Linked DNA regions of Homo sapiens: region 1 is linked to region 2. The links are chromatin loops, found by intact Hi-C in ENCODE. Cell type or tissue: IMR-90. All regions are shown on one strand.

Region 1 (8,000 bases), 500 kb after region 2:
TACCTGTAATCCCAGCACTTTTGGAGGCTGAGGTAGGTGAATTACCTGAGGTCAGGAGTTCAAGACCAGCCTGGCCAACATGGTGAAACCCCATCTCTACTAAAAATTAGCCTGGTGTGGTAGCACATGCCTGTAATCCCAGCTACTTGGAAGTCTGAGGCAGTAGAATCACTTGAGTCTGGGAGACAGAGGCTGCAGCAAGCTTCTTAAGATGGTGCCACTGCACTCCAGCCTGGCCGACAGAGCAAGACTTTTGTCTCAAAAAAAAAAAAAAAATACATGTGTGTTTACGTGTATTTGTGTATACAGATGGTCCCTGACTTATGATGGTCTTAGATTTGTCAACTTCACAATGGTGCAAAAGCAATACTCATTCAGTACACTCCTCCACTTAATAATAAAGTTATGTCTGGATAAGCCCTTCACAAGTTGATATTGGTATTTTCAACTTACAATGAATTTATCAAATTCTAACCCCATCATAAGTCAAGGAGGATCTGTATATGCCTGTGTATATGTGTACATATATGTGGGTTGTATATGTATGTATGCATGCACACACACACATGCATTATTTGCATAATGATACCCTAGGAAAATCCTACTGCTACTGTCATCCTAGATTGTTTCCTTTAGTCCTCACAGAAGTCTCCAGCCTTCCCTCTACCATTGAGATAGACTATAAACAAAACTCAGTTTTCAAGATGGGTGTGTAATCCTACCAAGAAACGTATGTCCCAGGGAGACAGTTGTTCACCGACATATATAATATTTTCACTTCCAGTGGTATAAGAAATGTGGGAACTTCAACCTATGGCAGCTCAGAAAAAAAGGTCTTTCATTAACAATTTGGTTTAACACAGTGGTTTGGGCACAGGAATTGCAAACTTGAAGACAAACATCTATTCTAAAGCATTTTATTAAAGGCAAATTGCCAAGAGAAGGGTGAATTCTGGTAACAACAGAGAAATGCAACTTAGTTTGCTCAATAGTTTAAAAAATAATTTATCTGGCAACCATATATCTTTTTTTTTCTTTTGAGATGGAGTCTCATTCTGTCACCCAAGCTAGAGTGCAGTGGCGCGATCTCCCCTCCCTGCAACCTCCGCCTCCCAGGTTCAAGCGATTATCCTGCCTCGGCCTCCAGAGTAGCTGGGACTACAGGTGCCCGCCACCAGACCGGGCTAATTTCTGTATTTTTAGTAGAGACAGGGTTTCACCATATTGGCCAAGCTGGTCTCAAACTCCTGACCTCGTGATCCGTCGCGCTGGCCTCCCAAAGTGATTATCTTTTATATGAAAAGCAAATCTATCCAATTTATTTTATATGTCCAAAGTATAAAACTGATACTCAAATAAGGTCTAAATTTCAAAGGAATATTAATTAGCTGAAATCATTTATAAAGATTCCTATTGCCAGATGCAGTGGGGGGCTCATGCCTATAATTCTAGCACTTCGGGAGGCCAAGGTGGGAGGATTGCCTGAGCCTAGGAGTTCAAGACCAGCCTAGGCAACACAGTGAAATCCCATCTCTACAAAAAAATTAAAAATTAGCCAGGAGCCGTGGCTTGTACCTGTAGTCTGAGCTACTCTGAGCAGCTGAGGTGGGAGGATCACTTAAGTCTGGGAGGTCAAGGCTTCAGTGAGCAGTGATTGTGCCACTGCACTCCAGCCTAGGTGACAAGTGAGACCCTGTCTCTCAAAAAAAAAAAAAAAAGATTCCTATTCTAACTTTACTGGCATTTGCCTGCAAACCCCAAGATGATAATCCTTAGATACAAATATGTTGGAAACAAAAATGGTATCTTTGTTTTACATATTCTTTTACTATAAATTCTAACGTTAAGCATACAGAAAATACGGAAATAATGAACGCTTACTACTAACAAGAAATTAGTTCCCTCACTTAAAAAAATCAGTCAAGTAAAGTGACTAATTATGGGAAAGATTCTGAAACAAAGTGCTTACTGCCTAATTAGTTTGTGTTGAAGGTTTAAACGCTGGAGGAATGAAAAAAGGTTATGACAATGTCTTTTAATGCTTAGGTGTCATCAGCCCCTTTTCATTATTATCCAGCATATAAAATTGCATCTCAGCATTTCTGAGTAATTCACAGAAATATCTTCAATCAGGCTCTGGAGAAACTGAAGACAGTTTTGATACCCTTTCAGCAAAATAAGAGTTTAAATGAAAACCTTTTGTCAATTAAGTAAAATAAAACAAAACTATGTAGTCAATACTAGTGAATTTTCTGTTTTCATTTTTTAAATTCCAGAATCCAGCACAGTATAAAAAAATAAATGTAATGTTCTCACCTTTTCAAACAACAAAAAATCCATGCCACAAGTTCCTGTTTAGATATAATTTTCTGCTAATTAAGTTTTCTAATCTAGTCAGTAAATTTCAGGATATTCTTCTATATACAGTCGAATTTTAGTGTTTAATCCACTAAAAGTTTGTCCAAGTCAATTTATTATCCATCATACAACAATGAAAGTAGGATGGATTTGGTTTCACAGTTCTTTTCATCTAAATTTAACCCTCTCTCCCACTTTCCAGTACCATGTCAGGGAACCAAATAATTTCACACCTAGAAAGAAACCATTGAAATCTTTCATTGACATATGGTAACTGAAGCATCCAAATTTTCCTTCAGATGTTAAATCAACTTGAATATATAAGCCTGATGATAGAACTTTAAAATTGGCTTTAAGCAACGATCCATACCTTGCCATATTTTTAAAAACTAAGAATGCTGAAATGGATCGAGCTCCATTGGGCAATAATGTTTCTTACTAAAGCAGAATTTCTGAGCCAATCAATTACTAATGGCTTTTAACTCTCAACAAAATGCAGTATGTTATACTTCTTTCTGACACAAAACTCACTGCTTTCTGCCTCCCCATCGTGCTTTAAGGAAATGTTAACTGGCCAAAAACAGTGGTGGGGAAAGGCATTTATATTTTATATATTTATAATATCCAAACACAGAAAACGTATTTCAAACCCATTATGGATTCTACACTGTATCACAAATGAAGCCACTTCCTCACAGGAAATCTGCCTCCAACACTGAGTCTCATCACTATGTTTAAAGAGGATATACTGAGAGTTTACTTACTACCCAGAAACATCTCACCTGACCTTGTAACCCCTAGAAATGGTGCCCACAGCCTACTAATATTCTAAAAGTGAATTCCCTACCCTTTCCAAAGTGAAACTAGGATTTTAATGTAAGTACTAAAAAAGTATGTTCAAAATGTCTAGACAATTTATCTTTCAAATTCCCAACAAAAGATAAGTGAGTGGGGAGAAATAAAGCGTGCATCAGTCACAGCTGACAAGTCTTCTGCCAACATGCAAGAGTGCATGGGAAAACCACAGTCACGGCACACATCAATAGGAAGGCTAAGCACGAACTGCCGCAGAATGTTGCAAGAACACACTGTGTTCTTCCAAAGCAAAATTCAATGTATCTCAGGCAATTTTTATTTAAAAAAAAAAACACACACACACACACACTTTAAAAATACTTTTAGGTCAATCTTTAATGAACTGTAAGTATGATCCTCTGTCAGTTAAGTAAAATGCAGGGCAGACCCTTTATTGCTAGCTCCTCACTTTCCAGTTCAGATGAGGTTCACTCACATCCATGGGAATTATAAAAATGGACAAATGCTCTCTATAAGGGTTAAATGAGAAAGGTTGACAATCTGTAGCTCAATAATCCAACCATTCAGTCATCAAATACATACTTAGCAGCTGTTTACCAACTGCCAAGCATATGCTAGGTATTAAGTGACAAAGAAAATATTTCACAAAAAGATAGCTGAAGTAGTAAGAAAAGGGAATAAAATAACTAATCCTTAGATACAGCTAGGAAGAATGTGGCATTGTTTTTGCTACTCCAGCACTTCTTAGGATACTCCTCATCCTGAGTATCCTAATCAATTATAATAAGAAATGCCAGAATTCTGAGGTTTCATGCAGCATTACTATTTTGTTACACTGCCCCAGAGAACACTTCACTATATGGTTAACAAGACCCACTTCTACTCCCAGTGTAGGAAATAAACAAAAATGCAGAAGTGTGAAAAGGCTGTTAACCTCTAGATTAACTGATGATCCTAACAAGCTGGTTAATGACATGAAGAATGAGTAAGTAAGCCAATGCCTGTCTTTATCCCAGCAAAAACAAACAAACAAAATGAGTGAATGAAATGCACTACAAAATGAATGAAATGCAAATTAACAGAAAAAGCAACAAAAAGAATTTTATCAGAATTCCCACTGAATCATCAAGCCTCTTTGGCAAATAAAATCAAAGTCTACAGCAGCAGTTCTCAATATGTGGTCCAAAGATCCTGGGGTCTTGAGACCCTTTCAGAGGATCTGTGAGATTCTCCCTTTTCCAAATACGTGTCTATGTAAGAGTAGATTTTCTTCCCATATTTCAACCAAAATAATACATCACAACGGATTAAATGCAGAAACAGGCATGAAAATCCAGCTGCATTTTATTAAGCCAAGCAATGAGATAACAAAAATGTAAAACAAGGCCATTCTTCACACTAAACCTTATTTTGGAAAATATAGGTAGAATGAAAAAGTATTTATGCTAACATGTAATGGATTTATAACTGGTTTTTTTTGTTTGTTTTTTGTTGTTGTTGTTTGTTTGTTTTGAGACAAGAGTCTCGCTCTGTCAGCCAGGCTGGAGTGCAATGGCACAATCTTGGCTCACTGCAACCTCCGCCTCCCAGGCTCAAGCAATTCTCCTGCCTCAGCCTCCAGAATAGCTGGGATTACAGGCGTGTGCCACCATGCCCAGCTAATTTTTGTATTTTTAGTAGAGACGGGGTTCACCATGTTGGCCAGGCTGGTCTCAAACTCCTGACCTCAGGTAATCCGCCCGCCTCGGCCTCCCAAAGTGCTGGCATTACAGGCATGAGCCATCACGCCCGGCCTATAATTGTTATTTTTATTTTTGAAACAGAGTCTCGCTCTGTCGCCCAGGCTGGAGTGCAGTGGCGTGATCTTGGCTCACTGCAACCTCCACCTCCCAGGTTCAAGCGATTCTCCTGCCTCAACTTCCCGAGTAGCTGGGACTACAAGCACGCGCCACCATATCCAGCTAATTTTTGTATTTTTAGTAGAGACAGGGTTTCACCATGTTGGCCAGGCTATTCTCAAACCCCTGGCTCTCAAGTGATCCACCCACCTCGGCCTCCCAAAGTACTGGGATTACAGGCATGAGCCACCACACCCGGCCTATAATTGTTATTTTAAAAATGAATTAAACAAATATTGTTAAAATTTTTACTTTTAGCCAGGCGCAGTGGCTCACGCCTGAAATCCCAGCCCTTTGGGAGGCCGAGGCGGGCAGATCACGAGGTCAGAGTTTGAGACCATCCTGGCTAACACGGTGAAACTCCGTCTCTACTAAAAATACAAAAAATTAGCTGGGCGTAGTGGCACACGCCTGTAGTCCCAGCTACTTGGCAGGCTGAGGCAGGAGAATTGCTTGAACCCAGGAGGCGGACGTTGCAGTGAGCCGAGATCACACCACTGCACTCCAGCCTGGGCGACAGAGTGAGACTCTGTCTCAAAAAAATATATATATATATTTACTTTTAATTATTAATACAGTAAATATCAATACATATAACCCACATAAATAAAGCTCTTTGGAATCACCAATAAGTTTTAAGAGTGTTAAGAGGTCCCTGAGATCAAAAAGTCTGAAAGCTACTAGTCTAGAGCTTACATAAATGAAAATAAAATACTACCACCCGGTGGCATAAATTAGATAGTGCAATGCTTATCTATAAATTAGGGCCTTCACAGAGATTTAATAAATATCACTTTTGCAATGGAAAACTACATTTTAAGCCATACTACAAAATATATAACAAGATTCATTCTATAAACTGACTATGCTTTGACTTTCAAAAAATTTACCAATTTATCCGAATTTTCTTTTTCTTTTTGTTCGTTTTTTTTTTTTGAGACAGAGTTTCGTTCTTGTCGCCCAGGCTGGAGTGCAATGGCAGGATCTCGGCTCACTGCAACCTCTGCCTCCCAGGTTCAAGTGATTCTCCTGCCTCAGCCTCCAGAGTAGCTGGGATTACAGGCACACGCCACCATGCCCGGCTAATTTTTATATTTTTAGTAGAGATGGGGTTTACCATGTTGGCCAGGCTGGTCTTGAACTCCTGACCTCAGGTAATCCACCCGCCTCAGTCTCCCAAAGTGCTGGGATTTCGGGCGTGAGCCACCGCGCCCAGCCCCAAATTTTCATGTACACTTTACATACATATTTATCTATCAAATACCTTGAAAACATCAGGCTAATGTTGAAAAATATTAAGCTAAAGCTAAGTACATTGATTAAATTAGAAATATAATCCCGCACCAAAGAAACGTGTTTTTAAATTACTGATGGTTTCAAGTAATAGTGACATTGTTGGAGACATAAATAATTGCATTTTAAAAGCCACTTAAAATAAATTTTTCCAGCAGTTATTCATTTAGTGCCAAAATACGTACGTATTATTTATCTAACATGGCATACTTAAAATCTACTTTCATTCATACTTTTTTTTTTTTGCCTGAGAAACATGGAATTTTCTTTGTAAAGCTTATTCTAAGTACCCATGATAAGAAAAAAAATAGCCCTTACCCCAGTCCTGTTCATACAAGGCTTGGGAAAGGCACCATGATTCACTTATTGGCATGTGTGGATGCACAAAAATAAGATGTTTTGTGAGACTTAAGACTCCAAGAAAATTTTGTTACATAAATTATCAGCAACTAACAAAGCAGTTAAATACACATGTGATTTTGGTTTGTTATATAAAAATGCATAAATCTTACACATTATTTAAACAGATAAACTATTTTAAAGAGTCCTTCAAACATCAAATAAATATGTTCTAATGAATTTCTTTTGGTGTATCAGACCTATACTATACAAATGAATAAAAAACATATTTCCTGCACAAACACAACATGACAATAAAAAAGCAAAGAATGTTATGAGTTAGTCCAAGTTTTTAAATGCCACCAATCATATAAAACAAGTAACTTCAGCAAAGACAAGGTACATGAAAGGGAAACGGGGTTTACAAAAGTTACTATACTCTAGAAACTTCCCTAATCTAAGCAAAATACTTTATTCATGTTGCATAATTGTAGGAAAAAACATTTTAATGGGAGGGAGGATTAACATTGTGGCATGGGTTACTTTTTTAATGGCTATATATATTTAAATCACTTAAAAGTAGCTAACAAAAAAGACTAAAAGTCTATGGTTAAGAATTTATCCTAAGATAAAATTCAAAGATCTAATAAGCTATATCTCAAAATTGTCACAATAGTATAACAAAAATATATAATAATCTAGATGATAAACAATAAGGAAATGATAACCAAGTAAATGATGTACATGCACTTTGACACAGCCATTAAAATATATTAACTTTAGCAACACGTAAAAGTGTCAATAACATAATGCTAAATGGGGGAGAAGAACATACAAAATTGAATGTGCCGTATTATTACAATAATTAAAAAAAATTAGAGAAAACACTAAATGGAAATTTACTAAAACAACAGTGATGTGATTTTCTCTATTTTCCAATTTTTTGGTAATACACTGCATTAATAATTAGCTACCCCTATCTCCTATCCTGATACACACACACACACACACACACACACACACACACACACACACAGAGAACAGCCAAGAACTAGTGTGAACTTCGGTAGCATTAACATTCTACACTGGTGCTACACTGAGGATATAATTTCCTGGAGAGTTAAAATACAGCATTATGTACTTAAGCTGAACCACCAAACTTTTCCAAGTTTAAAATCTGGTTAATAGAAGATATGACCATCTGTTCTTAAGTAACAACTAGAAAGAAACACTATCAACAATTACAGAAGCGCTTATAACCAATAAACTTATTTTTTGTTTTCTTTATCCACTAAA
Region 2 (8,000 bases):
GTGAAGCAACGTTTGTAGCCCAAAGCTTACCTTTCCTCCCATGCTCTGAGAGACTCGGCATCTCTCGTCCTTGGCTCACTAACATTGGTGGGCTCTGTTTATGAGGTCAGACATTCCTCTCTGCATCTTCCTTTAAACAAGGCTGACTGTATCGGGTGTACAAATACCCCAGCTCCCTCTCTCCTTGGGTGGGATAACCCTGAGGTGTACGTTCTACCAGTTTCCCCATGGAGCTTGCCTGCAGAGGTAACCAGCTTGATGACAAATCTTTTATTGGCTTCCTTCCCTGCTCTCCAACAGTTTTTCCTGAGATCACCTTCCAAATAAATGACTTGCCCTCAAATCATTGTTTCAATCCCCTTGAATAGAGGAAATCAAACAGAGACACACACTTGACCTGGTGCTGGTAGGCTTGCCACACTGCAGGTTGTGGTACCATGGTATCATCAGCTTGCAATTCCCAAGTCATACTGGAAAACCCTTAAGACTCTCTGCAGTCTGCTGCCAACAGTGCATGCACATATAAGACGTGTCCTACACAAATCGTGAAGCAAACCCAGCTGTCATGGGCACATCAAATGTTTTTGTTGTCTGTGTATTTGTCCTCATGCTTCTTCACTGTGAGCCAAACATCCAGGGAAGCATCACAGCCACCCTGATGGTCATAAGCTCCCCTGAAGAAGGGAAGGCAGGTGGAGCTGAGGAGCTGTCTGTTGCCACCATCTTTCTACTTCCCTAAAGGGGGTTTATTGGCCAAGCCAAAGACGAGAACTGTCAAGAGAGCCAGCAGGTATCTTCACCCACGTTGCCAAGGAGATCCTGAGCATTCACCGTGAGGGGAAGTCGATAAGGTGGTGCAGTTTGAATGACTGGGAAAGAGCAGAAGCTTTCTTAGAACAACTGGCAAGAGTCTTGTGTTCTGAGCTTCAATCCTCAAGGCCAGTTTTGTAAACAGATATTGAGTTCCTGGTGATTTCAGCCCTGGAGGTTTCTTCCCAGCATAAGACCACATTCATCAGAATGCCATGTTCTGACGCCCCCACACATATACTTTTCTCTCCTGAAACCTCTTCACCTTCTCCCCTCTGCAAGAAAAGGTGCTTGGCCAGAATTTTCTGGATAATTAAGAAAAAGTCATAGACATCATCCCCACAGCACACCCACAGAAGGCCAGAAAAACGGACCAAGACTGAATGGAAATCTAAGAAGCTACTGCTTGAAATGTCATTCTTTTGCGATAAAGATGTGGTTGGCTAAGAAAACATGGCCAGATGTGGCTGGTCACATGCCATGAAGGAGAATGTAATCATGAAACTGTGGAAGGATGTAACAGGGAAATAGGATTCTCTAGCACATACCTTTGGCTGCTGATGTTGTAATGTGTCAATAATCCCAGGTCACTCAGTTGTAATTCCAGAGAAGTCACATTTCCCTACCATGGCACTATCAAGCAGAAACTTAACAGTCTGCCCCCTTATTATCTCCTGCATTTGTCTTAGGACTCTTTGAAGGCAGGCTTTGTGCTTTCAATCCCCAGTACTCAGCATCTCACCTGTCCTTGGTACCAGCGATAAATTGCAAAGATGCCCACATACCCTCCACACCCTTTACCATGTGACTCTCCAGCTCTTCCCATCGTGAGGTGGAGTCTATTTTCCCAGCCTTGATTCTCCACTGAGACTAGCTTTGACAATTGGATGAGAGGGAGGAGATGTTGTGTCTGTTACACAGTCCCCAAGGGGCTGTGCACACTTCCAATTACTTTCTCAGAACCCTGCCCTGCTTCCACACAAATGCCTATGTCTAACCTGCTAAGAGACCAGTTTTTTTTGAAGCCCTCCCAGACTAGCCAACTCCCAGCTGCCCGCAGAGGCACATGTAAGTCTCGCTGAGCTCAAACTGCCCCACTGAGCTCAGTCCAAATAGCCAACCCACAGAACTGTGACCTGCATAGATGGATATTGCTTTTAAGCCGCTGAATACTGGGGTGGTTTGTCAAGTAGCATAAGTTAACTGGTACAGACTCAATATTTTTTTTGCTGACTTAATGAATCAGACAGACAGCTGATAGGGCTCTAGATTTAAACAGCATCAGTTAGTGTGCCTTGCTGAACTGGACTTTTCACTTTTTTTTTTTTTTTTGAGACAGAGTCTCACTCTGTCACCCAGGCTGGAGTGCAATGGCGCCATCTCGGCTCACTGCAACCTCTGCCTCCCAGGTTCAAGTGATTCTCCTGCCTCAGCCTCTCGAGTAGCTGGGACTGCAGGCGTGTACCACCCTGCCCAGCTAATTTTCATATTTTTAGTAGAGACGGGGTTTCATCTTGTTGGCCAGGCTGGTCTCAAACTCCTGACATCAAGTGATCCGCCTGCCTTGGCTTCCCAAAGCGCTGGGATTACAGGCGTGAGCCACCGCGCCCGGCCTGAACCAGACTTCTCTTGTTCATCTCTAAGAGCAAAAGCTGGCTCACTTTCTCATCACTATGCTAGTGTAAGGATTTGACATAGACAGTGTGTTAACAATCTGGAAAGGATTTAGAGCACCTGAACTCACTCTTACATGTGGCTTTCATGTGCTCAAGTTTTTATGTATGCAATTCTTGCTAACAACAAGGTGAAGGCACTGTCATCTCTTGCAGGCACCCGGAAGCAAGCTTCTTTCTCTCAGTGGAGTGGTGTCAGCATTAGGCCTGAAAATCACCCCCACCCACCCCTGGCTGAAACAGCCTTGCAAGCTCTATGCCCCACTCTAACACTGCAGGGTCTCCAGTCCTGTTCCTAACACAGCCTATGCGTAATCTCTTGGATGGGAGATCAGAGCTACCACTGATGTATGTCTTCCTTTTTTTAGAGTCTGAAGACCATTTCTTAAAACATAATGCACTCTCATGGCTAGGGAGTTGTAGGTACAGTAGTGCAGGTGCTACACTGCATTTAAGGGGCTGGGGGATACCACTCACATCACAGATATCATGTATGTGTATAAGTTTATTATAACTGTTTTCCAACAGATGGCAGTAGAGTGTCTTGTTCTCATAAAATCAGAGTTTTCTGAATTTTTTCTGACAGATGGAAGTAAAGAGTCTTTAGGAAGCGGTGCTATTTACTATTATAGTTTGCACAAAGGTACCCTATAGTCTAGTGGTGGCTCTGTCAAACTAATATTGTTTCTTTTTTGGGGGGGTGGGGGATGGAGTCTCGCTCTGTTGCCAGGCTGGAGTGCAGTGGCACGATCTTGGCTCACTGCAACCTCCACCTCTCGGGTTCAAGCGATTCTCCTGCCTCAGCCTCCCAAGTAGCTGGAATTACAGGTCTGCACCACCAGGCCTGGCTAATTTTTATATTTTGGTAGAGATGGGGTTTCACCATGTTGGCCAGGCTGATCTTGAACTCCTGACCTCAGATGATCCGCCTGCCTTGGCCTCCCAAAGTGCTGGGATTACAGGTGTGAGCCACCGCGCCCAGCCTGGGAAGGTTATTTTCTGGCTTCGAGCCATAGTGTCTTCGTCTCTGCCTAAGAGATCAATGGGATTCTCAGACCTCTTCCAGCCCTGAAACATCATGACAGCTTTTTCTGTTTTCCCCAAAGTGAATTCAAGGCTCTAGACTGTGGGCCACACAGCTGGGTACTCAGGACTCACACTAAGGGGGAACAAGGCACAGAGTCTTTGTCCCATCTCAATTTTTCTCAAAGATTTTTGAGAAATTTTTTGAAAATTCAATTTTCAATTTTTAAAAATCTGTTAATTTTTGAAAGAAACAAATAAAACAGAATTTAATAATATTTTAAAAGATTATGAGGTCTTTGAATTCACAAAACACATGCAGTTATGTTCACTTATTTAACTTTTATAGTCTTTTGAACTGTGGGATTTTAAGGTCAATTTTACCGATGAGGAAAGTAGGCAAGGCTTGATGGAGTTGAACATGCAGCTCTGGATCAGATGTCTTATAATAAGTGTCAGAATTGAGGACTTGCTAAGTAAGTCTAGGACTCTTAACTCATGTAACATAGAGACTGCCTGATTACCTCATCAAGAACAGAAAAAATATCAGTTCTCTAAAAATAAAAACTCAAAATAAGCAACCCATGAGAACAAGTCACCGAAAGTAATTTGCAAGAACCAGAAAAAAGCATGTTATCTTCTAAATGCCCTAGAGGCACAATATTATTCCCAACAGTTCTCAATAAATGCAAGTCAATAAATAAAGAACAGGTCTTCCTAGCTAACATTTTCTAATAGAATGTCAATCAGGAATGAGGAAGTGAAAAACTAAATTTAGCAAGGTTTTTGTCATCCCCTTAAGTAAAGATAATGACTTCAACTAAAGATAATGGCTAAAGATAAAATATAAAAACTAAAGACTAAAGATAAACACTAAACTAAAGATAGTGACTCTGAATTTGATGATCTAACAAGTACAAATAATCCCCAAGTTACCATACCTCGACTTAACAGTTTTTTGACTTTATGATGGGTTTATTGGGGTATTAAATGCATTTCTGACTTAAAATATGATAAGTCAAGGAGCACCTGTAGTTCCTTTGCTTAAGAGATACATGGTCTAAATCTGTAACTCTTCATACACATGCCAGGAAACCCACGAGCCCCTTCAGCCTGCTATAGTACTTCATAGCCAGTCCTACCTATTCCATTACTGCCAGGACCCAAAGTCCCCCTACACTTGGGAAATTAGCACATCCCAAGGTTAAGTAGGCCTCCTTCAGACATACACACCCGCTCATGTGAGCACGCATGGGTGCCTTGGGGAGAGCTTTGAGAAACACTGGGCAAATCTCTGTTTTTGTTGCCAGCTGAGCCCACCCTGAAGGTGCTGGGAAATGATTAATGATGGGCTAAGCTGGATGCCCAGCAGCCCCACACTCACTTCCAAGCCAATGGAGTCAATGTTTTTCTGCATTTTTTCTGGAACCTTCCAGTGCTTGCTTCACCATTTGAGGGGCAAGCGGCTCTGTTAACTGTTCTATCTGTAGCAGAAGAAACATAGAAACCCTAGAGGAGGTGACTCAAGCCAAGCTTTGCTTGGCTGGAAGCCGAAGGAACAGTGTGCTTTCTGGTTTTTGTGTCTGCTGGTCCTGCAGCTCCAAAGAGCAGCTCCCTGAACCCTCGTAACAGACATACACAATTTTCTCATATAACCATGTATCCAAAAGCAACCAGAAAACTCCTAGGGAAACAACAGATTGCCCCAAACAGCCTTACTTAGATGGGTGCTGCGTGAGGCATGAGGCCTGACTGAGTTCTGGGGTATCCACCCTGCAGCAGCAGCCTCTTCCTCCCCAGCCCCCTGCAGGGTGAGAGGGACCAGCTGGACAACACCATGACATCTGGTCTCTTGGGGGATCCTACCCACTCCGCGGCCTTTGGGTTGCTTCCTAGACAGTGATTCTGAGGACCTGGGACAAATTCCTTTTTTGGACTAACTCAAGACTTCATGTTTATAGTTCTCTTCAGTTACTTGACTATTTACATAGCATGTCTCTGTCTCGAGATGTCGACAGTGCAACATCAGCCCAATATTTACTCCCAAGCATAAACAAGCCCCCACTGAATGTCATTGGCACATGGTTCTAATTGAGGCAGTGTGAAGGGTGTGTGTGCAAGCACATGGGCATGTGTCTGTTCATTTTTTTTCTTTGGAGGAGAAGCAAGGATGCCCTCCCAGCCCAGTTTGAAGGGAAGGTGATAACCCAGTGACCTCTGGAGGGGTTGCCAAACCTTACACATTCTCTGAGCCATTTCACAGATTTGTTTTCTAAGTGTTTCTGCCTTAGGTCAGAAGTAATGCTCTCAAATAAAAACCATGAGCCCAAAGCCAGTCCTAAAGCAGCAGGCTCTTGGAACAGCCCCAGCTGATAGAGGGTTTGAGGCAGCCCTTTTCAGAGGGCTGGCAAACACATTCTGCAGCCTGTCTCTTTGCCACTTGAGCAAGTAGGTCCTGGGCCTCCTGGGAAGACATGGCCATAGGGCTGGCCAAGCAGTCTCACTTCCCTTTGCTCCAAACCATCTCGGTTTGCAAAAGGGTCAAATGGGAGAGAGAGGGTCCTTGGTTGACAGCAGTGAGGGAGGATATGGTCTCTCTCCTTCACTGAGTGGTGGCCTGTATGTTTTGGCAAACTGCAAACAAACAAGGACAGAGCTGGGGAGGGGAGGAGGGTGAGAGGGAAGCAGAGAGAAAGACAGGGAGGGAAGAGCTTGGAGCCCTAAATAAGGGAAGGGGGGTGTCTTTCTTCAAAAGGAGAAACACCCCATCATCTTCATTCTTTCCACAGAAACCAGGCTGGCTTATATAAGCTGAAGGTATTTCTTAAAGGTGCCAGTCACACACAAAGTTGTTATCCCTCCTGCACCTCTGAGCAATTTAACTTTCTCCTCCTAAACAGGCCTTTATGATTGTCTTGAAGAGATGCCAGGCCCAGGCATCTTCCAACCCAGTCAGGAGCTGCAGGAAAGGAGAGGGGACTCATTTGGACTTTTCTTCCTTTAAAAGCATTTCATATTTCAAAGTTTTCTTCCTGCATGGTGGTTTGGCTGGCTACTGTAATCCTCGCACATAAAGTTTAAATTATGGCTCCCAGTGTCTGCTAACATCTCAGCTTTGGGAAAGCTGATTAGGATCCATTTCAGAATTTGAAGAGCGGTCTGGTTAGCTTGGGGCCCTCATTGTGGATTTTGTGTCAGAGCCAGGGCCTGCTGCCGCCAAGCATGAGAAGATGCCTGAGATGCCAGCAGATGGGCTTTCTTGAAGGCCGCCAGGAGCTGCACAGGGTCAGAGGCAGATGAGGGGCTGGTCTGGCTGAGCACATCAGCAGGGAGCCTGGAGCTCAGCTCTGGAAAAGACACTTGCTGACACGATAAGGGCTTTCTGATTTAGGTAAACAGTAGCACCACAGTGCATGCGTAGGTGGGGCCAGGGGCTGGTGGCACAGGCCAAGTCCTGCTCACCTTCAGGGCTTTGCTGAAGCTGATTTTCCTAAAGGTCTTCAAGACTAGGTGAGGGCTCTGTTGTTGAGGCCAGGCATGGTGGCTCACACCTGTAATCCTAGTAGTTTGGGAGGCCAAGGTGGGTGGATCACTTGAGGCCAGGAGCTCAAGACTAGCCTGGCCAATATGGTGAAACCCTGTCTCTACTAAAAATACAAAAATTAGCCAGGCATGGTGGCGCACACCTATAATCCTAGCTACACAGGAGGCTGAGGCAGGAGAATTGCTTGAACCCGGGAGGCGGAGGTTGCAGTGAGCCAAGACTGCACCACTGCACTCCAGCCTGGGTGACAGAGTGAGACTCTGTCAAAAAAAAAAAAGAAACAGACTAGGTGAGGGCTGTTGTTTATTTATCTTTGTCCCTTTGCCCAGGGCCTGCCACCTAGTAGGGACCTACTACTCTTTGCCTAGTGAAGGTGCTGGCCATCTTGCAAGCATAAAGCATGCAGACCTTCAGGCTTGTGTGGTGCTGTGAATGCGGCGGCATGGCCAGCTGCTCTGCTCAGCTTTCAGTACCATGTCACGATTCACGTTTATGCAACACTTTTGGGAACAACCACTTTTGGCTCCGGACCTCAAGGCAGCAGCAAATGACCATAGGTAGCAATGCCAAGAGCTACTCTAGAAGGACATTCAAGAGCCACGGTTCTGTAAAGGGAAGAGGACTTCAACACTGTCCCCGCCAACCGCTGTCTTCAAAGGCCCTCAGTGAAGTGGGCAACCGGTCAGCAGTGGCAGCTGGGTAACACTCAGTGGCTTTCCCCTTGAAAGGAATGGAGGAAATTACATATGGAATATGGCAATAAGCCGGAAACATTAAGACCTCCCGTATAAGTCAAATATGAGGCTGGAGTTTAGACCATCAATTAACAGGTCTTTGGGTTACTGCACCGTACTGTCAGTGTGATACCGAATCACTATTCACTAAACATAATGTATCATTCTTAGGTTGTAGACATGGGAATCAGAGTTAACAAGAGGTCTGTAGTTGAA

What was found. Hi-C counts contacts between places; a loop is a spot of excess contacts. Peaks named below come from ENCODE experiments on the same cell type or tissue, not always from the same donor. Only the 100,000 strongest peaks of a DNase experiment are listed, where the experiment ranks them.
Region 1: it touches region 2 in a loop (3-fold over the local background); 3 of 110 quality-filtered maps call a loop at or near these places.

The regions. Positions count from the first base shown.
Region 1 is chr3:37,306,242-37,314,241 of GRCh38, reverse strand. All of the region lies in intron 10 of GOLGA4 (golgin A4), which reads right to left. Among named protein-coding and RNA genes, the nearest start is that of GOLGA4-AS1, 66 kb to the right of the region's middle. In IMR-90, a CTCF peak has its summit at 5,796; a DNase peak (open chromatin) is centred at 3,371.
Region 2 is chr3:37,809,751-37,817,750 of GRCh38, reverse strand. The region is part of intron 27 of ITGA9 (integrin subunit alpha 9); the gene reads right to left. All of the region lies in intron 3 of ITGA9-AS1 (ITGA9 antisense RNA 1), which reads left to right. Among named protein-coding and RNA genes, the nearest start is that of ITGA9-AS1, 48 kb to the left of the region's middle. In IMR-90, a CTCF peak has its summit at 3,014 (motif pointing right); a DNase peak (open chromatin) is centred at 5,060; H3K27ac peaks cover 1,427 bases.